Regions from separate parts of the Homo sapiens genome. Here all the other regions are linked to region 1. Evidence: chromatin contacts called from ENCODE Hi-C or POLR2A ChIA-PET data. All regions are on one chromosome and are shown on one strand. Each heading gives the region's core, a stretch centred on a gene start or an enhancer-like site at or near the end of the contact. The rest is flanking DNA. Distances are from core to core; before and after follow the strand shown. Region 1 holds the start of SLC16A10 (solute carrier family 16 member 10). Region 2 holds the start of TRAF3IP2 (TRAF3 interacting protein 2). Region 3 overlaps FYN (FYN proto-oncogene, Src family tyrosine kinase). Region 4 has its middle 52 kb from the start of SLC22A16. Region 5 overlaps FYN (FYN proto-oncogene, Src family tyrosine kinase).

Region 1 (4,665 bases), core at 1,102-3,601:
TACATTATTATTAACTAAAGCCGACATTTTGTTCATATTTCTTTACTTTTAATCTAATGTCCTTTTTCTGTTCCAGTATCCATCCAGGATATCACATTACATTTAGTTATCATGTCTCTTAGGCTTTTTTTTTTTTTTTTGAGTTGGAATCTCACTGTCACCCAGGCTGGGGTACAGTGGCGCGATCTCAGCTCACTGCAACCTCTGCCTTCTGGGTTCAAGCGATTCTCCTGCCTCAGCCACCTGAGTATCTGGGATTACAGGCCCACGCCACTATGCCTGGCTAATTTTTGTATTTTTGGTAGAGATGGGGTTTCGCCATATTGGCCAGGCTGGTCTCGAACTCCTGACCTCAAGTGATCCGCCCGCCTCGGCCTCCCAAAGTGCTGGGATTACCAGCATGAGCCACGACACCCAGCCCTCTTAGACTCTTTTTTACTGTGACAGTTTCTCAGACTTTCCTTGTTTTTGATGACTTTTACAGTAATGAAAGTACTTAATGGGTATTTTGTAGACTGTCCTTGATTGGGATTTGTCTAATGTTTTTCTGATGGTTAGCCAGGGATTATGGGTTTTGGCAGGAAGACCACAGAGGTAAAGTACCATTTTCATCACATCATATCGGGGATACATTATCATCTAGTTGAGGTACTGTGTGCCATTTTTTGCACCCTAAAGTTATTTCTTCCCCCCACTCCCCCTTTCCATCCTATACTCTTTGGAAGAAAGTTACTACGCATACCCACACTTAAAGAGTAAACCATTGTACTTCACCTCCATGAGGGAGGGAGTATGTTCATAAAGTATTTACATTTCCTGCAGGAGAGATTTGTCTATTCTCTCCTCATTATTTATTTAATCATTTACTTACATCAGTACTGACTCGTGGATAATTCTTACATATGTGTTTGTTTGTGTGCATGCAAATATATAATCGATGTGCTTTCTTTGCCCAATAATATGTTGTGGACAACTTTCAAAGTCAATAAATACAGATGACCTTCAGAACTTTTAGAGGTTTTAAAGTAAGTATCTAATCAGTCTTCTACCAATGTACATTATACTTCCAAATTTTCCTTATTTCCAACAATACTGGGGTATCATCTTCATACATACATTTTTGTGCACTTATGTGCCTATTCCTTTGTTTACTATTTTACCCTCATTTCTAAGGCAGATTACACTTGAGCTATGTTCCCCATTCCACAACCAAGCACGGCTTGCTTTCCTTAGTTTATGCTATTTTCTCTACCTGGAATGCTCTTTTCCTGTCTTGACCCACTGAAGTCGTATGTATGAATCAGGGCTTCGGCCAAAGGCTGTTTGCTGTAGAGGCTCTTCTACAGTGTTTGGAGAGAATTTAAGGGACTATCTCATCTCTCTCTTTTGTACATGTATTATAACACATCATCTGAGCCTCCTAGTCTCTCCCAGGACTCTTTTTTCCTACCAGTTTATCAACTGATAAGAGGCAGAAACGAGATCAATCGCACTCATCTGTGTACTCTATCACAGTGGTGGGCACATCAAGTAACTAGCATATTTTGACTTTGATTGAAGTGAAGAATACGAATAACAGAAATTAAGAAGCATCCTCAATATTGCATAGCAGGTTACTCTTCTTTTCTTTTACATAGGATGGCACTCCATGCTTCAGGGAGACAGAGGAGTTGAATACAGGTTTTAGTTTTTGTTTAAAGTGAAAACGACTCTGATGTAGTTGAAAAGTAATGCTTTCTAGCTGTCTGTTAAAAATGTTTGTTGGTTGAAGACTTCGGAATTGCAGTCCAGTGAGGACTGAAAATAAGCATCTTTGGTGTGCCAAATATTCATAAGGAAATTGTATACGAATGCAAGAGAATGGAACTGAAGTAATAAAATAAGGGCTCTGATCCTTCAGATGACTTATTTAAGAAGCCAGGTGGCATAACGAATCTTACATATTATAATTAGTACTGAGAGGTGAATGCCAAAACATAAAACAAACACAATCGAGACAATGTTAGTGTGACTGTGACGCTGTGTCGGTGAGTTGAGGCTAACGATCCAGTGTGGCTCTCCTGAAGGCCCACCGCGCCCGCACCTAGGAGACGCGCCCCTTCTGCTCATGCTTTGAGGCGGGGTGACCCACACATCTGTGCCCCTCTCTGAGCAGGAGGAGGCCCCGTCGCAGACGCGCGCGCAGACAGCGTCTGCCGCGGGCACCTGGGGCCGCGCGCCGCGGGGCGCCCCGCCTCCGCTCTCCGAGGCCCAATCATCTGGAGGCTGTGGGGGCACGTCCCGCTCCCGGCCACGCCCCCAGCCGGCGGGGCGGGGGGTGCTTTTAAGAACCGGCGGCTGGCAGTGGGCTCAGTCGGGGGTGCGGGGCTGTGACCTAGAGGCTTCAGTGTCGATCCCCGAGGTGTTCGCGCGCGCCAGCTGTCCTCGCGGCCGCCTGCGCGCTGGCCGCCTGCGCGCTGCCAGCCCGCCCGCCCGCCAGGGGCTCCGCCGCCCTCGCCTCGGCCTCGTTAGCCCGCCAGGAGCCCCGCAGCTCCTCCGGGAGCCCGCTGGTAACTCGCGTCCCTCGCGCTTCTCCGGCGCCTGAGGGGCCCGCCTCGGGCCATGGTGCTCTCCCAGGAGGAGCCGGACTCCGCGCGGGGCACGAGCGAGGCGCAGCCGCTCGGCCCCGCGCCCACGGGGGCCGCTCCGCCGCCCGGCCCGGGACCCTCGGACAGCCCCGAGGCGGCTGTCGAGAAGGTGGAGGTGGAGCTGGCGGGGCCGGCGACCGCGGAGCCCCATGAGCCCCCCGAACCCCCCGAGGGCGGCTGGGGCTGGCTGGTGATGCTGGCGGCCATGTGGTGCAACGGGTCGGTGTTCGGCATCCAGAACGCTTGCGGGGTGCTCTTCGTGTCCATGCTGGAAACCTTCGGCTCCAAAGACGATGACAAGATGGTCTTTAAGACAGGTGAGGCGCGGCGCCCGCCGAGGCCAGCCTGGGCGACCCGCGTGGGGCCCCCGAGCGCATCCCGCGTGTGGGCTGTGTCTGCCTCCGAGTGTGCATGTCGGTGGGTCCCTGTGCCAGAGGGTGCGAGCAGGGGGGTCTTTCGAGTTGCAGACAGAGCCTGCCGCTTCTGGGGCCTCGGGGTGCCCGTCTTTATATGGAATCCAGCTGCAGAGCTGTGTGTTTGCAAGCAGGTCGCAGAACTTACTTGCCGAGATCGTCCTCCTTTCCCCTCAGCAGAGCAGACGCTAACAGTCCACAGGAGCCCTTCCTTTTATTGTTTGAAAACAAACAGAACCCCAGAACCTTCAACCCCAGTCATCGCCCTGTCATTTTTGTGGTCTCTTTCGTGACTATGCCAGTTATGTAGTTCTTCACCTGCCTCCCTGGGCCGCAGAGGGGTGTGCGTATGTTGGCGGGGCGGGGGGTGGAGTTTGGAGGAATGAAAGAGATTTGTACGAAGGTCACTGGAGTTCCAAAGGGGGCCCTGCAAGAGTCACGGTTCCGTGCGTTCCCGTCCCCCCGCCTTTTTTTGCCCTCTGGGTTAAATGTAGAAAACACGGGAGGCAGCCGGATTAGGGACTAGGATGAGGAAGGTGAAGGGTTGCTTCTTCCCTCTTCCTGTTGTGTTTTTTGACATTTTTTTTTAACCATATAGTAAATTAGATACAAAAGGTGCAGATTCAGCGTTTTCTCCCTGTAGAGCATTATTATGACTTTTTGGCTGGTTAGGCAAAAAACAAATCTAAGACCTTCTGCATGACACTTTAACATAAATTCTTTCACTTTATCCTGCAAGGTGAGCGCGGTCAACCCCATTTGGGTGAGAAAACTGTAGCTCAGTGAAAGTGTCTTGGTGGGTAGTAGAATGGCAATAAAACACATATCAACTGACTTCAAGGGCTAAGTGATTTCCATTACTAAATCAACCTCCCTCCCCATCATTTGGGGTAACTTTATATGATTAATAGTCTTTTTTTTTAACCTTGATTTTCTATTATTTTTAGAGTGAATATTTCTTAGGTCTTTAGTATGCATATGAGGAATGGGCAAGACTGTAATAAATTCTGAGACAAAGGTAATGCTGGGTTATGCTGAGAGTTTTAAAACCTGACATAAATACTATTAAACTATTTGTATCATTCTGCAACTTACTTTTCTTCCATTCCGCATCATGTTTGTGACTTATCCACATAATACCTCAGTGTGAACTGATAACTCAAATTCTTTCCATTTTAACTTAGGTGGTTTGCATTGTTTGACTATATTATACTCTATGCATTCTCCCTCTGATGGGCATTTAGATTGCTTCCAAACTCATTCTAAACAATGCTGCAATGAATATTCTTGTACACTCTCGTTATGCATGTGAATACGGTACCATTTTAACCTGGAATTTCTGTTCTTTAAATAGCTATTGAAACTGCTGTGGTATGCGGGTCAATGGGCTAGGTACAAAAAGTGTTAAAAATGTAGTAACATATCCTTACCATTTAAGGGAAGTAATCATTGTAAAGTTTAGCAGGGGAGATATGCATATATAATAGCAAACAAAAATAGTTTGTTGTCTTTTCTATATGAGTATTGGGTGTCAGAGAGAAAAGCCCCAAAAGAAGGCAGAATTGACAGAGTTAACATTTAAAGACTAGTTCCAACATTTACCATATTCCTGCCTGGGATTACAG
Region 2 (4,760 bases), core at 1,380-3,879, 520 kb after region 1:
TATCTTGGTGACAACGCATTGGGAAGAAACAGGAGAGGCCCGGGGGGCAGCTTCTTGATTCCAGTCCTCAGACACTTTCTCATGGAAAAATCCTTCAGACTGCAGGATTGTTTTGATAAGGAAATGTGATCAAACATTAGGGGTCATTTCATTGGATCTGAAAGGAATTTAAAGTTGAATATGCCTCATCTGTGTTCACTCTTTTTTTTCTGCAGCAGTTGCCTGCAATTCATATATGTTTTTAGAAGCTAATTTAAAATTGCCTGCAGAAGAAAAATGATTTGAATTCAGGATATTCCTGAGATTTCCATTCTACAACGTGTAAAACAAAGATTTCATTTAGACAAACTACCCCACCATAATCTTTCTGAATGCCTGTTGAAGAATGCCTGCAGATATGACTGTCTTCTCCTCTTCTTTTTCTTTTCAGAGCATTTGAAAGTCACTAACTCCTTAATCCCAGGAGAAGCAGGCTTTAACATTTCCTGTCTCTACACCTTCCAAAAATGAGTAACCCTGAGTTAAGAACCTTTCTATCCGACATGTTGGTACATTACTCAGACCTCACTTCTGTTTAACCCACCCCATGCAAGGAACAGAGCAGAGTAACTACATTATCCATCTTTTGATGCTCCATCATGGAGTGACTGGTAGCTGCAGCAGCAGATTAAGAATGACTGTGGTGTGTGGCCTTTAAGGATTAGAGCGAGGCTGGCAAGTGCACAACAGTTAGCCTGCTTTCAGATAATGGTGCATCGTTGTTTGAAAATAAAATCAGGAACTCATTGCAGGTGAAATATCTTGAAATTCCTGTCCTTTCATCCCAGGGGAATAGAGAGAAATGCCTAAAAACATGACACGGACTACACCAGGACATCCCACAGAAACCAAAAGTCCTGCACCAGCCCATCCCAGTCAGCTAGGGCCTGTTTGAACTGTATTGATGGCAAGTAATTGCCAAAAAGAAACAATGACAATTTTTTTTTAAGTCACGGTCTGGAAAAAGTTAAGGATTCTGTGTATCCGCCATCTAATAATGTCTCTAATCACAGTCATCACCCTTACATGGTATTAGGATGTGTTTCATAGTTTCCCTTCCCCTCCCATTAAAGGCCCCACACACAGTGACTGGTCCAGCTGAGGAGTGGTTTCCAGGTCCAGCTACAGCAGTAACTCTGGCTTCTGGAGCTGGGCTTGTCTGCCAGTTCTCTGGCCTGCCTTGACTCTGTGGACAATAGCACAGACTATCCTTCCTGGGTAACCCAAATGGGACATGAACTAATTCGAGAAACTCCCTGTTTTCTCCTATTTGGCTAGAGCCAGTAATAAGGCCTCAATTCCAGGCAGCCCTCCCGCAGAGACACGTGTCTCCCAGCCTTTCGCCCTGACTGCTGCTTTACCTCTTGCCTTGAGAGCAGACGAGTGAAACAGAAATCAAAGCAGTTGACATGGAAGGGGGGTGAGCACCTACTAGGCATTTGGTAGCATGCTGGATTCTGGGAGGTAGAAAAATATCAGGAAACAAAGTCCTTTCCTCAAGGGGGTAACCAACTGGTAGTGGGAGGTAAAATTAAAATATGTGAATAATCGGTAAACAAAACAAGTCTTGAAGACCACCCATTACCACTACCCCTCTGGGACTATCCTGGCTTTGTTTTATAAGGGAATTTGACACACTCATGTTAGATCACCACCCCCCATCAATTTACTGATGAAGAAATCCAGGCTTAGTGGAGTCAGAGTGAATTGCCTAAGTCATGGAACCACAAGAAGTGAAGAACTTGAAACCAAGTTTCTTGTCCTTTTAAAAAATTTGGCCTCTTGTTCTCCTGTTCCTTTAAAAAAAAAAAAATCCCCCTATTCTAAGATACCATCTTGAACTTGAAAGTCACAAGAAGCTTGATTAGCTTCTAAGATCAAGTTCTGGCATTTCTCCCCCTTGTTCCCAAAGGCTCCGTCCAGCGCCAGGCTGGGAGGGCTGGAGGGCGGCTGCGGAGAGGGGCCGGGAGGCGGCTCACAGCCAGCACAGAGCTCAGCAGAACTTCCTGGCCCAAAAATGTGCTGTTGATTTTTTTCCCCCCTGCACGAAACAAGGATTGAGAAAACTGCCACTGACGTGTTCTGGGGCTGAAAGCCAATTACTTAATCTTTGCCATCCCTGGCTCTCTCTTTGGAGAAGTGGGGCTTGAATTCTTGAGAGAAACTTGTGGGGACACTAAGTACCCAAACGAATGGTTCCCAGGCAGCTCCGAGCTGTCCCCGTGTGCGAGCCTCCTCTCCTCAAAGGGTTAACCCGGCGGGGCTCGCTGGCCTGAAATACTATACTAGCAACACATCCTTGCAGCACAAACTTCACTGTCATTTTCTCAGCTAAGATGGTCTCTGTGCGAACAAGTTAAAGGAGGGGAGACGAACACAGAGGAAAGTAGAGGCAGAATGTTTCAGTAAAGGAGAAACAGCGTGCTTTGGGAAATAGGTCAGAGGTGAAGAAATAAGACCAGGCAAGTGGCAACTCCGAATAACTTACCTTAGATCCACCACGGACAGACAGACTGGGCCCGGAGGGTAGTCGGCTCTCGGCGGCTTCTCGTCTCCCTCCACCTTCTCCGGGCCCAGGTAAGTAGAAGAACAGGCTCTGAAGCAGGAAGTGGAAGCTGTATGCAAATTTCTACGGAGCCTAGGAAGCCTCTGCTCAAAATCTCCCTGTGGGCAGTGAATCAACGGCTGAGGAGTCACTTTATTTCTTAAAACAGAAACCTCCTTCATTCATGAGAAAGGGCCAGTGACCAATTAGGCGGCATTTTTGTTTTCGCCACCCAGCTAAGAAGCTGCCCAGGAGTGGGCAGAACCTCAGTGTAGTCGCAGTGCCCTCGCCTGGGAGGGTGTCTCCGGGAGGAGATTGAACTCGAATGTTAAGAATTAGTAATCATTAGCAGCTCCAAAGGAGGGGATTGTGGGCAGATAATGGGGAAGAAGAGGGAGTCGAGCTTCTTCCACCTCCTCTAACTGCTTAAAACATCAGCATTGCCGAGCGCGGTGACTCACGCCTGTAATCCCAGCACTTTAGGAGGCCGAGGCGGGAGGATCACGAGGTCAGGAGATCGAGACCATCCTGGCTAACAAGGTGAAACCCCGTCTCTACTAAAAAATACAAAAATTAGCCGGGCGTAGTGGCGGACGCCTGTAGTCCCAGCTACTCGGGAGGCTGAGGCAGGAGAATGGCGTGAACCCGGGAGGTGGAGCTTGCAGTGAGCCGAGATCGCCACTGCACTCCAGACTGGGCGACAGAGCGAAGACTCCGTCTCAAAAAAAAAATTTAAAAAAACCCAAAAAATCAGTATTTGCTGCCCATAACCACTGGGGGGGTGGGGGGGGGCTCACTGACCATGCTCCTGGACACACGTGTACACACAGCATACACATGCCTGTGGCTTGTGCACACACACCACCCTATTGTCAGGCACAAAAAAAGTGGTTAATTTTAAGAACACACACACACACATACATACACATGCACACATGCACACTAACCTCCTCTGGCTGCATTTTCCTGACCTCAAGATTTTTTTTCTCCCCTTTCCTTCCCATTGTTTAATCAGTAGCCTGCAGAATTTATTGCATGAAGGAGCGCTGCAGGCAGGATGATACCCAGCGATGTGAACAGAGAGAGAGAGAGACAACTGCCTTTCGGGGCAGCAGTCAGTAATGGGAGCAGTGTTAGCTGGAGCTTTGGAGTCAGGAGGACCTGGGTACGAACTCAGCCATGTCACTGGCCAGCTGGGCGCCCTGGGCAGACACACCATGCTCCTGGTGCTGGACTTGTCTGCCTGTTGAAGGGGTCCAAGTGTCAGTCCACTCAGCCGGCTATCTCTCTACTCTCATCAAGGGGACAGGCCCCAGAGCATCCCTGTTCAGATTGTACCAGGTTCTGCTCAAGCAGGATACAGGAAGCAGGTTGCTCAACATTCCACAAGCAGAGAAAATGCAGCTTGTTTTTAACACAGTATACACAGGTTGTTTGCATTTGGTTTGCAGAAAATGATGCAGCTATTAAAAATCATCAATATGTATGTATTATCTGAGCCACTAACATGAAAAAGTGGCTCTGAGATATTATTTAACTAAAAGTATTATCTTATTTTTTGCCAATATATGTGACATATACACACACATAGATATGTATATCGATTTTTTTTAAGAGACAGTGTCTCAGTCTATTGCCCAGGCTGGAGTGCAGTGGCGCAATCATAGCTCACTGCAGCCTTGACCTCCTGGGCTCAAACAATCCTCCTGCCTCAGTCTCCCGGGTAGGTGGGACTACAGGTGCACACCGCCACACCTAGCTAATTTTTAAATTTTTTCTAGAGACAGGTCTCCCTGTGTTGCTGAGGCTGGTCTTGAACTCCTGGTCTCAAGGGATCCTCCCACCTTGTGAGCAGCAAGCCACCCAGGTGCCGAGGCAAGAGACCGAGGACACGAGCTGTTCCAGTACAATAAAATATAAAACAAGAATAGTTATACCAGATATAGATCTTAGATATGATTATATATGAATATCATTAATCATTAGTTTGTAGCAATTACTCTTTATTCCAATATTACAATAAACCTTGCTCTATAATCATAACCTAGGAAAAACCAGGCCATACGAGATAAGAGCTGAGGGGACACAGTGAGAAGTGACCAAAAGACAAGAGTGCGAGCCTTCCGTTATGCCCAGACAGAGCCACCAGAAGGGCTCCTTGGCCTAGCGGCGATGC
Region 3 (5,305 bases), core at 1,950-4,449, 580 kb after region 1:
AAGAACTCTCCAGATGTTCTGAATGTTTCTGTCATTTGCAAGTCATCGCACAAAGGCTAAATTCACCAGGTGATTCCATACCATCTGGTGTGGGACAGATGTGCCACAGAACTACGAGTACCTTCCATGATTTAAACAAATAAACAAAAAAAAAATTCAAATGTAAAATGCTCTCTTTTTAATTACTAAATTAAGAAAGTTAAACAATTTAAAAATGTAAACTCACAAATAAATCATAACAAAAAAGGAATTAAGACTTCAGAGTTGCTAGTCAGTATTAAAAACTCAATAGAAATAGGATTTTTGATTTGTTGTTGTTAAACATATGTAATTTAAGGTTGGTACAAACAGCAACTAAAAATGTAATACTTTTTTGTTTTTGTGCATCCCCATGAAATGTAAAGTAGTGCATAGTTATTCCACTGGAGAACTCCTGGACATATAGAAAGTCATTCGTTAGCAGTACAGGACATTTAAAACACTTATTTTACAATGGGAAATGTACAACCCCCACCCTCATTTCCCCCAGAAATTTTAGTTGCATGAGAAAGTTTAGCGGGTTGCCATGACTACAATGCTATGGGTTTTAGATCACTTAAATGTGGTTACAGGTTTATTAAATTAAAAATGTCTGAAACATTTCAGCATTCATATTTTTATACAAGAAGTTTGTGTGGTATCCATCTTCCAGTTCTCTTGGTAGTATCAGCCATTTGCTTGCTTATTTTTAAGTTTTGAGAACAAATCGCAGTAAGTTGAAGCAAATAGTGCTAACAGAACTTGTAAATTCAGCTTGGGGGGTGGTTCCTGAAAAGAGTCAAAGTAACAACCACCTACAGGTACAGTCATGAACCAGGAAAGTGCAATCCAAATGAAAAAATTCATGCTTTGCAAAAGCCAAAAATGAGGCCACTGGTGTTTTCAGAATAACACCGGTGCTTTGATGCTGACTTGCAGTAAAATCCTCCCTCTGGGTCCCGCAGCTTGGTGGCTCAGGCCGGCCACAGTCTCCACATTAGCACCCACATTGTATATGTACAGGGACATATATATTATATATATTCATATTTATAAAAAAGAAAACAAAAACAAACACCTGTCCTGATTGGTTTTTGTTAAAACATGAAAAAAAATTTTATTGTTTTAGACAAAGAGGCCACTTTTGGAAAATAATACTTTTTTTTTTTTAGTTGAATCAGGTGAAGACAGAGTTAAAATCACATAGGATTTGCATTTTTAAAAAAGGAAAGCACTAGGATTGTTGGCACTGGAGTAACTATTTACACTGAACAGAGGTTTGGCCTTTTACATAACATCGATACAATGCATTTTCCAAAGTCTGAGAAATAACAAGGTTCTGTCTCGAATGCTTCACAGAGGAGGTTCGGATTTGGGGACAAGTGTCATTAATGAGGGCCATGGAAGTTCGTCAGCTTCAGAGTCACATGCAATCTGATCCTGGGCGGTTCCGCTGCTGGGGAGCAGCTGGCTACGGAATTGAAAGCTAATGGGGAGGGGTGGGGCAGCCTCTGGGACAAGGCCTCTCTCCGCAGACCCGGGCCTTACAGGTTTTCACCAGGTTGGTACTGGGGCTCTGTCGCGGTAAAGTAGTCTTCCAGGAAGCTCTGCAAGTACTCAAAAGTGGGGCGTTCTTCAGGGTCCTTTTTCCAGCAGTGGATCATGAGCTCATGCAGAGAGATGGGGCAGTCCTGCGGGCAGGGCATCCTGTAGCCTCGCTCCACCTGCTCCAGCACCTCCCGGTTGTTCATGCCTGCAAAGACAAGCGCAGTGAGAGTGGGCACCCCGGGGATCCAGGCCCTGACCGCCGCACTTGCAGATCCCCTTTCTTCTTCTTTGCGTCTGCATGTGGCTAAAACATGCGGAGTACTCCCATCCCCCCAGGAGTCAAACCCTGCCATGCTACTCAGGAGTAAAGAAGGAGTGCAGAACTGAGACATGAAAAATTCAGAATGACTCTCAAAACATGATAAGTGAAGGAAGCCAGACACAACAGGCAACATACGGTATGATTTCATTCATGCGAAATTCTAGAAAAGGCGCAACTACATCTATAGAAAGCAGATCAGTGGCTGCCTGGGGGAGGGGAGGAATCCCTGCCAAGGGGCCAGAGGGAACTCCAAGTGGGATGGGAATGTTCTGTCAGGGTCAACGGGTCAACAAACTTTTCCTGTAAAAGGCCAGACAGTAAATATTTTTGGCTTTGCGGGTCACATATGATCCCTGTCTTCTTCTTTTTAACAACCCTTTAAAAACGTACAAAACAAACACAGGTTGGGAGCCAGACCTGCCAACCCCTGTTCTATATTATGTATGGGGTGGTGTGACTGTTTATGTTTGTCAAAACTCAATAAACTGCATCCTTAAAATTGTTGAATTTTATTGTGTGTAGATTATACTTCAATTAAACTGACAACAATATATGAATAAAGCAGACAAAAAAATCCACACAGAATGAAAGCATGCTGCCCCTTGTTTATAGCATTTATAAACTCCATTTATGAACTTCATAAATTCGTTTTCTTCATGCCTGGGCAAACTCTTAGTTCCCCACTGTTGGAGATCTGCCATCATGCCAGCGTGGCTGGGCACTGTCTGGCCCTGCAACCCCACAGTGCCCTGAGGTTTGGTGAATTTGATGGGGAGATAGACCATGTCCGGGGCCTATCTCTACTGATGACTTCAGCCAGGCCATCCATCATTTGAGGTTTTTCTGACTCTTGGGAAGCTGTTGAAACACTGGGCTGCATAGCACTAACAGAAGACAGATCGCTAACTCCTCAGAGAGTGCGGCCTCCTGCACACTGGCTGCCTTAACACTACAGGAACTACCATGCTTAGGGGGTGGCCAGTGTCCTGACCTCCTCCCAACTACTGCCAGCCACTATTCTCTAGTTTTGCTTCCCTTTTTCATTGTATCACCTTCTGCCAGCTCCCCGTCAAGCTGTGCTGTGCTTTGGTTGCTTCCTGGCCGGTGAGGCTGTCATCTGGAATCCTCCCCAGTATCTGACCCGGTTAATTTGCAGGAGCAAGAACCCGATGTCAAGCCATATAGAAACCAAGATTTCTTCCCCTATTTCCCAGGGCTACAGCCAGCAGGAGCACACACCATATGCATGGAGCTTCCTTTACTTCTAGGGGAGGTGGCGACCCGTTAGCTAGAAACTTGTCAGCACAGCCAGAGGCGCTGGGCCAGAGCACAGCCTGTCCCCCTGCAGAGGGAACACTCGGACTTCGGGGTCTGTTGCCAGTCCTCTTGGTTGTGTTGTTACTTGTGGAGCTGAGTGTATCCTGGCTCCTCCTGGCTGTCAACCACAGCCTGTCAGTCACATGTCTCTCCAGACCTTTTCAGGATGCTTTCTTATTCTCTGCCATTATCATTTCTTGAGGTAATAAAAATTCACATATTGTTTCTGCTGTACTGAAGTAGGCCTTCAATGCAATTATTGTAAAATAACCTCACTCACGTGTCAGGGCGACCCCTTATTTTAGGGAGAGAGGTTTGGTGAAGGAGTCAGGGTCCCTGCCTCTGTGCCATGCATGCCTTTACCAGCGACTTCCTCAGTTGCATGGGAGGAGTGAGAGGCAGCGCTGTGGCTAATTAGCCTACATCCTCCTCCAATGGCTGAAAATGGGGGATGGGGGCGGGGAGCTGGAAGCAAGGGAGGAACTGGAGCATGCTCGGGAATGAAAGGCAGCCTCCTCCGGCTCTAGATAAACGCGGACAGAGGCCAGCATTTCCTTCTCCACAATTCCACCATCCAACGAGCTCTGAACACCATCAAGTTTTTGTAACTCACTTGACTACAGAACTGATCTGAACTGACCTCATCTGGCCACAAAACCTGAACTGATTACGAGGCTATTTACTGTTTTTATTTCTTCATACATATTGCCCAGAAAGATTAGGAAGAGTGTGTAATCACGTAGCAGAACTGGCACTCTCCAAAGCATTTGCCTTGCCGCATCTTTTAGTACTGTCCTTGGTTTCATATTTCAGCAATGACAGAGCTTGGACCAGCAGAAATCTCCCTTGTCTCTGTCCCTTCCAGGAGTCCACAGGAACTGAGGGGAAACAGGCAGAAGGGCCTGACAGATCCTTCTGGGTGCGGTTACAGCCCCTGAAACGCCTCCTAATGCTTGACTCTGGCTCTGAGTGCCTCCCTCCAAAATGGCAGCACAGAGTTTAATTAATCACTCTCCTATTGCTCCACAGAGCGCATGTCAGTACATGTTTCATTTCATTAAAAAACAAACTACTCAAATGGAAAGATTTCACTTAAAAAAAAAGTTTTCATCCAATGTCTGCCAATGGAAAGTTTAATTGGCCACTGGGTCATTTTTCCAGTGCTCGGTCCAAGCCTCAGACACAGCACACTTGGTGATGTGAACCTCAACATGTAGCGTCTCCCGAGGCAGTCTTTCCTGGGCATTTGGAGCCAGGGGACAGGGCATAAGCTGGCCCATGCAGGGTCCTGGCAGACCCACATGGTCAGGCTCCTTCTCGCTCTCCCCTTTCCTGTCTGCACCCCTCCGCTCTTCCCCACTCCTCTTCTTCTCCTGCTTTCTTCTGCCCAGACCTCTCAAAGCAAGGGGAGTATATGAAAACAATTCCACGCACTGGGCCAAGTGGAAACATACCAATGAGGGCTTTGCCAGGAAAGTGGGATATTTTGACAATGCACTTGGCTGACAATGACAATTGGAATGGGACTAGCTCTTTTCCAACCATCCATAAACCAGGACCTGCAACGGGCTGACCTGCAGACCTGGCAACTTCACAATGTACCTCTGCAACAATAACGGTGGCAATCAAGATATGCCCACTCAGCAAGGCTTGGGCTAGTTTTTATTTTATAAACAATAGCTAAATTGAATGGATTGTGTTAATTCAGGGTGAGTATCCCTTCTCTGAAATGCTTATGATCAGGAGTGTTTTAAATTTCAGATTTTTTAGGATTTTGAAATATTTGCATTATAGGGCTGCTCAACCAGTAAGTTGAGCATTCCCTTTGCGTGTTATGTCAGTGCTCAAGAAGCTCCAGATTTTGGTGCATTTTGAATTTCATATTTTTGGATTAGGGATACTTAACCTGTATTTAAAATACAGTATTCTCAGCTATATGAATTTTGAAAATCATGGTTTTTTTAAATAATTTTTTTTAAATGGCTTTTACTCTGCACACTAACAAAAAGATAGGTCTACTTCATTTTTTTCTTCTTAGATGGTTTCATATTTTTGTTAGAAAGAAAACTGTCATTTCCTCTTTTTAGCCACTTTTCCCCA
Region 4 (4,574 bases), core at 1,508-4,007, 560 kb before region 1:
TGCAGTGAAATAGACATATATATGGCCAATTGTCTTTTGACAAAGACTTTGATATGGTTTGTCTCTGTGTCCCCACCCAAATCTCATCTTGAATTATACTCCCATAAATTCCCACATGTTGTGGGAGAGACCCGGTGGGAGAGAATTGAATCATGCGGGTAGTTACCCCCGTAATGTTTCCGTGGTAGTGAATAAGTCTCATGAGATCTCATGGTTTTATAAGGGGCTTCCGCTTTCGCTTCTCTCGTTCTCTCTTTCCACCACCATGTAAGAAGTGCCTTTCAACTTCCACCATGACTGTGAGGCCTCCCCAGCCACATGGAACTGTGAGTCCACTAAACCTATTTTTCTTCCCAGTCTCGGGTATGTCTTTATTAGCAGCGTGAAAACAGACTAATACAGATGCCAAGGCAATTCAGTGGACAAAAGATATATTTGCAACATTGGTTATTGGAACAATTGGATACCCATATGCCAAAAAGAGAAAAAAGTCAAAAAAAAAAAAAAAAAAAAAGAGAATGTCAGCCTGTACCTGACAGTGGGAAACTTGCACCATCTATAAAAATTAACTTGAAATGAGGCCAGGCATGGTGGCTCATGCCTGTAATCCCAGAATTTTGGAAGCCCAAGGTGGGCAGATTGCTTGAGTCCAGGAGTTGGAGACCAGCCTGGCCAACATGGTGAAACCACATCTCTATTAAAAATACAAAACTTAGCTGGACATGGGTGGTGCATGCCTGTAATCCCAGCTACTCAGGAGGCCAAGGCACAACAATCACTTCAACCCCAGAGTTGCAAGTTGCAGTGAGCTGAGATCCTGCCACTGCACTCCAGCCTGAGTGACAGAGCAACACTCTGTCTCAAAAAAAAAAAAAAAAAGCAAAAAGCAACTTGAAATAGATCAAAGACCTAAATGCAAGATTTAAAATTATAAAACTTTAAAAGATAAATGTACTAGTTATCTATTGTTGAGTAACAATGTTACTGCTCAACTAGAGGCACTTATTGGCAGAATTCAGTTTCTCATAGTTTTGGGACTAAGGACTTCAATATACTGCCCTCAGCTCCTAGACACCACCCACACAGTTCTTTGCCACGTGTTCCCCAACGTAATCACTTGCTTCCTCAAAGCCAGAGAGAAAGAGACCCCAGCAAGATGGGTACTAATATCTTATGTAACATAATCATGTATTCACACATAATCACACACATCCCAACAGCTTTGCCGTATTCTATGGCTTAGAAGCAAGCCACAAGTCCTGCTCACACTCAAATCCAAAAGCAATAGGAGAGTAACTGCAGAAAGTATATAGCTCTACTGCTCTGAAGGGGAGAAGTGTACATGACTATACAGATCTTTTGTGTATTTGTTTAAAAAATAGTTCTACATGGCCGGGCGCGGTGGCTCATGCCTGTAATCCCAGCACTTTGGGAGGCCGAGACGGGTGGATCACGAGGTCAGGAGATCGAGACCATCCTGGCTAACATGGTGAAACCCCATCTCTACTTAAAAATACAAAAAACTAGCTGGGCGTGGTGGCGGGCCCCTGTAGTCCCAGCTACTCGGTAGGCTGAGGCAGGAGAATGGCGTGAATCCGGGAGGCGGACCTTGCAGTGAGCCAAGATCGCTCCACTGCACTCCAGCCTGGGCAACAGAGCGAGACTCCGTCTCAAAAAAAAAAAAAAAAAAAAAGTTCTACATGGATATTCCTTGTATGCTGCCTCGTATGGCAGTTTCTTTTGCGTGTATGTTTTTATTTCCCTATTTACGCCATAAGTTCCTGAAGGATAGGAGTATATTACTTACACCTTGTCAATTCCAGGGGACCCAGCAACAGAGTCTCACATGTATTCAGTATTCAGGAAATATTTGTCTAGAGAGTCAGCTTGGCAGAATGGAAAGTGCATAGGCTTATGGAAACATGGGAAGTTAAATCAAATCCCAGCTCTTCCATTTACTAGTTAGGTAAACTACAGCATTAGTTAATATCTGCGATCTTCAGTTTCCTTATATTACCTTATAGTTTTGAGATTAAATGAGATACTGTGCATCAACTGCCTGTTTCACTAAATAATAGCAATTACTGTTATTTATAGATGAGGATAACTAGTAATAAAATATTTTAAATGAGCAAGTGTAACATTAGACAGACAATTGAAGCAGCATTCTGTGATGGGTATTTCTTAGCATGTGTTAAAACATCAGGAAACCTTTTGACAGCTGCTCCCCTGGCTAAGAACGGCCCCTTCCAGGTGTGCACCCTCTAGAGTGCCCCAGAAACAACTCTTTGCCAACTACCTTCTGCAAACCATCTTTTCACTTGAACTGACTTCCCCCAAACAAACCTGATTAATTACTGAATAAAATACACCAGGGCGTGTCCTCGGAGCACAACAATATTTCTGCCACAAGAGGGCACAATGTGACTGTGTATACTGTAGTTTCTTAACAATTACAATCCTAAAAGTTCATATTCATTACAGGATACACTGTGTTCCAGTAATTGTTTTTATTTGAATATTGTTTTTTATATACTTGAATTAATTTTATTTCTTAAGGCAAAAATAATGGAGAGCAGGAAATTTCCACAATTTCCTTGTGGAAAATTGTTCTCAGGCTATAACTGGTTAAGTACAAACATAACATCATTATTTTCTGTTTAAAATACTGTGATTCATCTGCTTTCTGGGAGTCATTTCCTGTAGGGCCTTAAGAGGCTTTCTAGCTCCAAATTACTCTACATTCCTAGTTCTTGTTATGTTTCCTGCAGGCCATCAAGTTCATGGATTTTATTATAGCCTTGCAAATTAGTAGAAAAAATTTACTAGCCCATAAATATTTTATCAGCTTCATCTTGCTCCTGGGGGCAGATTGGTAATGAAATCGCTGAAAGCACTATTATTCATAACTTACTCAGCTATAAAACTAATGATTGTTACATAACCAGTTTCTAGCTTTTTTTTCCCTCTCCTTGGGAAGAGTGTGCATGTCTAGTGGATGTGGGCATGAATGTAGCCAAATAAACCTGTTGCCCAACATCACATGCAAACCATGGTATGGATGGCAAGAGTGATACGTACACAGTCTGGTTTCATTGACAAATGGAAGTCACTCTCTGCTATGACCTGAATATTTGTGTCCCCCTCAAATTCGTATATTGAAATCCTAACCCTCAAAATGACGGTATTAAGAGGCAGAGCCGTTGGGAGGTTGTTAGGTCGTAAAAAGCCCTCATGAATGGGATTAGTGTCCCCATAAAACAGGCCCCAAGAGACCCCTCACCCCTTCCGCCTTGTGAGGTTACAGTGAGAATTTGGCCATCTATGAGGATCAAGGCCCTAACCACACACCGAACCAGCTGGCACCTTGATCTTGGGGGTACCAGCCTCCAGAACTGTGAGAAATAAATTTCTGTTGTTTGTAAGCCCCCTAGTCTATGGCATTTTGTTATGACAGCCTGAACTAAGATACCTTCCTTTGAGAAGTCCTGCTGGCAACAATACTCATCCCGTTTGAGAGAATTACTGGCCAGAACGCGCCTGTTTCCTCCTCCTCCTCCTCTTTATCCTCCAGCCACCCATTTCCCCGGACACCTAGTGGGAAACTGGGCAGAATCTTGTTACACTGTTTTACAAACATTTCTATCGCTGGGCTGGAGATGGATGTTTCTGTGCTCAGGAAGCTGGTGTGCTTCTGGTATGGTACAGTTGTCTGAGTCACTGTCCATCTGTCTCTCTTTGCAAAGTCACATGTTTCCTTGTGGTTGCCATATCCATTTCAACTAAGACTTTATGTTCCATGCCAGCCTCCACCTGGCTAAGGGGAAGTGCCCTTCCCCTTGTACTTTGGGGGTGCCTGCCTTTTTCTGGAAGAATAGCTGTGGGTCAGCATCCTTCTTCACGCATTATGTCTATGCCCCGCTCCAACTGGTCCACAACTAGAATAGGATGGCAAAATAACTATACAGTTATTAATAGTGAAAGCAAATGTGCCACACAAGAGAAGCAGCCCCCTGTAGGCAAGAGGGTGGGTGAGGACAATCATGGAGAAGAGGCAGCTTTTCCCTCCACCGTCAGCTCCCCTCCCCTCTTAGTTTAAGCTCTGAGAAAGTGTGTGGGACCCTGATCTTCCCCATTATTGAGCCCTGTCCCATAAACAAAGGGAGTCGGTGAGGATCAGTGGAGAGAGGGCAGCAGCAGGATGGGGCAGCTGAAACCAGGATTCCCGGTGGGTGAATATGCCTGAGGATGCTGAAAATTTGAACTTCAAGACAGATTTCAGGACATGTTTTCCTCATGACTGTACTGAGAGAGGTTAATAGATGTCCTGTGAAAACAGAGTTCCACAAAATGTCTTTGTCACAGGACTTCTTGGAGCCTTTAATATGCCAAAACTCTTATCTCCCAAAGGGAGGTATTATTTTAACCACAAAACTTGTTTTTGAAATAGTGTCATACAAACCTACTGTTTTGAGTTACATCTATGGGAACTATTTTTCTAATTATCTAATTTGGACCAACTATTCTAAAAGCAACAATCACAATGTGTTTTTCCCTTATTAAATAAGAGCAAA
Region 5 (5,159 bases), core at 536-3,035, 660 kb after region 1:
AACATGAACACAAAATATTCTAAAATATCCTCCCCTGAGGGAGGGAGAACAGAACCTGGTCCTCTTTTAGTTCAGGTTCTACCCTATTTCTTTTCATGTTCAAAGCATGTAATTATCTGCTAGAAGTTATTCTGCATCTCCCAGGCAAATTATATACTTTTTGCATGATTGTAGAGTTTCTCCTTTTTCTTTTCCTTAAAAGGTAAAAAACTTAAATGTAGATAACACAATTATAATAGGGTAAAACTTTCAGCACAATGCTAGATAAAAACAAATATTTTAAATAAATATATGTTCAAAATATATGTTCAAAATCTGTGTGTGGAAACAAATATGGAATTAAGAAATGACAGGGATAAATGACCTACATGATGGAAAACTCGCTTATGATGGAGACCTCTAGGAAGACTGCATGATTTCTCCTGGAAAAAAAAAAAATCCCATAATTTGCATCCCCACATCTGTAGAATTTCCCTGTTACATCCAGTTTAAGTCTGACATCTTTAACTTCTGATCCAAGAGTGACAGCATGTACAACTGCTACTAACATATATGTCCGTTTTGAAGTAGCTCCTGCCTTTATGTACTTGGCTCCAGATTCCTTCCATTCTGACTTTCTGCAACATAACCGATACAGTTTGCATGTATGTCTCCGTCCAAATCTCATGTCGAATTATAATCCCCAACTTTGGAGGTGAGGCCTGGTGGGAGGTAATTGGGTCATGGGGGTAGTTTCTCATGAATGGTTTAGCACCATCCTCCTTGGTACTGTCCTCATGACAGTGAGTTCTTGTGAGATCTGGTTGTTTAAAAGTGGGTAGCACCTTTCTCCTAGCCCTCTCTCCTGCTCCCACCATGTGAGATGCCTCGCTTCCCCTTTGCCTTCCGCCATGATTGGAAGCTTCCGGAGGCCTCCCTGGAAGCAGAAGCCGCTATGCTTCCTGTACAACCTGCAGAACCACGAGCCAATTATACCTCTTTTCTTTATAAATTACTCAGTCTCAGGTATTTCTTTACAGTAATGTGAGAATGAATTAATACAATGACCATAAATGCCTGTAATAGAGGTAACCAAGTAAATATTTGTTGAGAAAAGAAATTTTAGGGATGCAGGCTCTTCCTCTCTCCTCCTTTCCTCATTTTCTTCCCTCCTTTCCTTTCTTTGTTGGCCAGACCACCTAGATTCATGCCAGTACAATTCATGTCATTTTTTTTTTTTTTTTTTTACTAACATTGAAGGCAAGTTGGGAAATTTTGACTGAATTGCTGAAACAAAGGGCATGCGTTCCCGCCATTCCATACTTCTAAGGAACTTATTTTAAAAAGCAAGAAAGGGGCAGCAAAGTCACAGAACAATGAAAGGACACAATGGCCACCTTCACTTTTGTTGAGACTGGAGAGATGGGAGTCGTAGACATGAATGAGTGCAAGCCTCAGTGGGTCTATTGTGCAAAATAAGTTTTACTTGAAAATGGAAAAAATGACCCTGCATTTCTCTTTGCCATTATCTACAGAGTCACACTGGAAAAAAACACCAAGAGAAGCAAAGCAAAAAGAATAGTTTCTATTGGCCTTTCCTTGGCATTGTATACTTTTATTCCTTTATTCTTTTCTTGCTCAACCTCATTCCCAACTATTTTACTATTTTGGGGGCACTGGGGACAGAACTTCTGGGAAACATAACACGCATTAGTCCATTTGTTTTCTCTGTGAATTCTTTTCAGCATCTTTGTGTAGCAACAGGAAGGATGTGGGCTCCCTTTCAGATTCAAATGAGGCAAATCAGCCCTGGCTCAGGTTGACAACATCATGTTTATGTTACACTGTGGCCTCAGAACGCCAGAACTGCTGTCTCTAGGTAGAATGGCCATTTTGTCCTGGGGCTTAATGTCTATTTTTAACATCAGATCCCTAGCCCATGTCTCACAAAAACAACAAACAATTAACAACAAAAACCCCCCAAAACTGCTGACACAGTATAACTACAGCATACTATTTTATTAAGAGAATTCTGAGTTTTAGAGTTGAAAAGATCAGTGTTTTCAAGGTATTCAGAGATATTTTAAATCATATAGGACAGATGTGCAGAAGTGGCAGTGTCTCCATTCAAATTCTTTCTTTTTTTTTTTGAGACAGCATCTTGCTCGGTCATCTAGGCTGGAGTGCAGTGGCACAATCACAGCTCCCTGCAGCCTCAACCTCCTGGGCTCAAGCTATCCTTCTACCTACGCCTCCCAGTACCTGGGACTACAGTTGTGCACCACCACATGTAAATAATCTTTTTTTTTGGTAGAAACAAGGTCTCACTATGTTGCCCAGGCTGGTGTTGAACTCCTGAGCTCAAGCAACCCTCTTGCCTCGGCCTCTCAAAGTGCTGGGATTACAGGCATGAGCCACCATGCTTAGCTTCAGATATTTCTTAAGCTTTTAGAATGTGGTAGGAAAATCCTACCATGTATTTTTCTCAGATTTATATTCCTAAGCATGTAAATCAAGGAGTAATAAATTTATAATATAAACAAATATAAGACTTTATTTTATAAAACTGGATGTTTATTACTAAGGCTTCTACCAAAAGTTCAAAGCAAAACCATGGAAGAGAATGTGGAGTGGTGCTAGACAAATATGTTAATACTGAATTTGGGAACTGAGTCTATTATTAATTCTATTAGTCCAACTTCGTGATCTTGGCAAGTTATTTATCCTCTCTTAAACCTCAACTCCATCCATTCCTCCATCTATCCATCTACCCATGATCCATCCAACAAATACATCCTCTCTACTAAATGCTCAGCCCTTGGTGAATTAAAAAGATGAATAAGCTATCAGCCCACTGGAGCAGCTTTTGATAAAACAAGTGTACAAATAATTCTATGCAAGACAATTGTCAGTTGGAAGTTGTAGGGTGCTAACAGGAGCTTAGTGGAAAAAGAAGTCACTTCCAATGGAGAGATCAGTCAAGGCTCCATTGAGGAGAGACATTTTGTTGTTTGAGAAAGAAGCAAGATTTCTAAATCTAGAGCAGGGTTGAGACATTCCTGGCCACAGGAAAAGCCAGGGCAAAGATGGGCATCAGGGAGGCATGGAAGACATTTAGGGAAGAGTGACAAGTCCACCAGGTGGAATAGGGTCTGAGTGGGGAGGCAGTGGCTCCTCTGATCAGGCAAGCAGCCAAGAGAGGACTTGGACTGAATTTGGAGCTCAGAGGGGAGGCTCTGAAGAGTTCTAAGCAAGAATGACACTTGGTCTGGCAGCTCCATGCAGAATGGCTCTGCCACAAAAGCACCTGAAAGATGCTAGGAAGAAGTTTTAGCAGTCCAGTTCAGTGTTAATAATCTTGCTTTAGGAGGGTGGTGGTGAGGGTGGGATGGAGGGATAGACAGGGCTGTGAACTGGTGGAATGGAACTGGGCACTTACTTATCTCTAATATTCAAGCTTCCACATTCTAGTATTTGACAGTTTAGTGTAAGTGGGGGAAATTAACTTGAATGCCCCCAAAATAGAGGCAAAAATAGCTTTGGATAAAATTTAGTCCCATTTCTATATATATTGAAATCTCAATATCAATTAGTCTTACAGAAAAAACTGGTCTTGCAGAAGAAGTGTCAAGGCATGATATATGAAAGACAAGCTGTATTTAGGTAAACCTACTAAAGTGTTTTAGCATTTGGTCTGATCCTCCATACAGGATGCTTTCATAGGAGGAATAGTCATGCCACTTTCTATTTTGACAGGGGTCAGAGAAGTGTGGTTCTTTACAGATTTCAGTAATGCATTATCCAAAAAGGCCTCTCATAATACCTTTGGGAATAAGATAGGAAAATGTGGGCTAGATACTAGAACAATGAAGTGAATTATAATATTTAAGTGGGGCTGATTGGTGAGCTCAGGTCCACCTAGAAGGTGGTCTCAGGAGGCCTAAAATGGGGCTCTGAGCTCTTCAAAAACTTGTCAACATCTTAGATGAAGATATTGAAAATTTGTATGGTGAAATATTCAGATGGAACAAACTTTTGAAGGGACAGGAGTGACAATCTCAAGATATAAAAATATCTTGGTAGGCTGGAGTATTAGGCCACAACTGACATGATAAAATTAGTAAGGACAAATGTGAGGGCCTAAACCAAAAAAAAAAAAAAGTTGCCTAAGTACAGGACGGTGGACATGTGGTTTAGCAGCAGCATGTGTAAAAACAATTTGTGGGGAAGTGTTAGCTGAAAGTAATTTCAATTTAAGTCAATTGTTTGACATGGCTGCTTAAAAGTGTGATCTAATGTGGTATTTACTGAAATACAGCATTAGCTCCGGCCTCACTTAAGTTGGGATTCCAGAAACACTGAGAAACACAGGTGCTTTTGATATAAACATGTTGGGTATAGTTGCTTAACAAACCAAGCTCAGCTTAACCAGAGAGAAGTTTTGCTGGTCATCATGGAGGCCCTGCCCTTAGCCAGACTGAGCTAGGGAGGTTAGTAGGAAGAAACAGTGAAGGACTCACCAAACTAGAAGCTACACTTACCCATTCTATCCATTCTAGTAAGACTGAACTTTGATTTTTTTAAATGCAATGATAATAAAATTTTAGGCAGCAAGAGACAGAGCCCGGTCAGAAGGACAATACTGTTCCTCTATTCCTTATCAAATTCAATGCTAGGCAATATGAAGATATTTCTTTTATCGTCTGTCTGAATGTGGAACTCTTCTACTGTCTGAATATTTCTGGGCCCCAAGTTGGGGTTTACTTTCTTGATGGTTGGGAAGAATCATTTGGGTGAGGGGTACTGTGCCCATGACCCACAGCCAACTCCCGGCATGCACAGTAGGGCACCTCTCCCACGGGGAAGGAGGTCTTCGCAAACCTTTTACTACCTTTCTTCAATGTATAAACTGTGATCTCTGGAACTTTCAGACATAACACTTACCTCATGTCGGCAAATGAGAAGCAAGTTTCTCCTTATTCTCTATTAGAAACATAGAAAGCAAGCCAGCATAATTTCTAAACCAAGTTGGATCTTTCTTTAAAAAACAGGAAATTTGTTGCTATGCGTTGTTTTCCTTCCTTGAGCAGTATGCTGTTTATCTTCAGGAAAAGGATCACACAGATCCTGGTGTACATGCTTATGAACAACAGGCAAGGGTTACAGTCGCTCATTCTCAT

The links. A loop is a pair of places that touch in the nucleus more often than their neighbours do. ChIA-PET counts read pairs that join two places held with the same protein, here RNA polymerase II (POLR2A). Pooled maps may share reads with other maps.
Region 2: a map with no recorded cell type shows a loop between it and region 1 (6-fold over the local background). The contact joins the promoter of TRAF3IP2 here to the promoter of SLC16A10 in region 1. A Hi-C loop is called at or near these places in 4 of 37 single-sample maps with no recorded cell type and 7 of 50 pooled maps. POLR2A ChIA-PET finds 5 or more read pairs at or near these places in 1 of 52 experiments (WTC11).
Region 3: a loop to region 1 is called in a map of ovary, with 3 times the contacts of the local background. The contact joins the enhancer-like site here to the promoter of SLC16A10 in region 1. A Hi-C loop is called at or near these places in 1 of 168 maps with a recorded cell type or tissue (ovary) and 2 of 50 pooled maps. POLR2A ChIA-PET finds 5 or more read pairs at or near these places in 2 of 52 experiments (WTC11 and activated B cell).
Region 4: a loop to region 1 is called in a pooled map, with 4 times the contacts of the local background. The contact joins the enhancer-like site here to the promoter of SLC16A10 in region 1. A Hi-C loop is called at or near these places in 4 of 50 pooled maps.
Region 5: a loop to region 1 is called in a map of naive thymus-derived CD4-positive, alpha-beta T cell, with 2.7 times the contacts of the local background. The contact joins the enhancer-like site here to the promoter of SLC16A10 in region 1. A Hi-C loop is called at or near these places in 1 of 168 maps with a recorded cell type or tissue (naive thymus-derived CD4-positive, alpha-beta T cell) and 3 of 50 pooled maps. POLR2A ChIA-PET finds 5 or more read pairs at or near these places in 1 of 52 experiments (activated T-cell).

Annotation. Positions count from the first base shown.
Region 1 is chr6:111,085,152-111,089,816 of GRCh38, forward strand. SLC16A10 (solute carrier family 16 member 10) reads left to right here and starts at 2,352. Exons shown (of 6, transcript NM_018593.5): 1 at 2,352-2,944. The coding sequence starts at 2,602. RefSeq lists silencers at 2,033-2,712, 2,743-2,922 and an enhancer at 2,735-3,235.
Region 2 is chr6:111,603,249-111,608,008 of GRCh38, forward strand. It overlaps TRAF3IP2 (TRAF3 interacting protein 2), which reads right to left and starts at 2,630. Exons shown (of 9, transcript NM_147686.4): 1 at 2,528-2,630. RefSeq lists enhancers at 2,339-2,408, 2,699-2,748, 3,594-4,226.
Region 3 is chr6:111,660,177-111,665,481 of GRCh38, forward strand. It overlaps FYN (FYN proto-oncogene, Src family tyrosine kinase), which reads right to left. Exons shown (of 14, transcript NM_002037.5): 14 at 156-1,771. The coding sequence ends at 1,563. Among named protein-coding and RNA genes, the nearest start is that of TRAF3IP2, 57 kb to the left of the region's middle. RefSeq lists enhancers at 1,186-1,869, 1,870-2,551, 2,552-3,233. Within about 2 kb of position 3,200, at least 18 of the 41 ENCODE cell types and tissues checked have a DNase peak (open chromatin) inside an H3K27ac peak, as active enhancers do.
Region 4 is chr6:110,525,839-110,530,412 of GRCh38, forward strand. No RefSeq gene overlaps it. Among named protein-coding and RNA genes, the nearest start is that of SLC22A16, 52 kb to the left of the region's middle. Within about 2 kb of position 2,758, at least 9 of the 41 ENCODE cell types and tissues checked have a DNase peak (open chromatin) inside an H3K27ac peak, as active enhancers do.
Region 5 is chr6:111,749,511-111,754,669 of GRCh38, forward strand. All of the region lies in intron 3 of FYN (FYN proto-oncogene, Src family tyrosine kinase), which reads right to left. Among named protein-coding and RNA genes, the nearest start is that of FYN, 120 kb to the right of the region's middle. RefSeq lists an enhancer at 1,458-2,030. Within about 2 kb of position 1,786, at least 7 of the 41 ENCODE cell types and tissues checked have a DNase peak (open chromatin) inside an H3K27ac peak, as active enhancers do.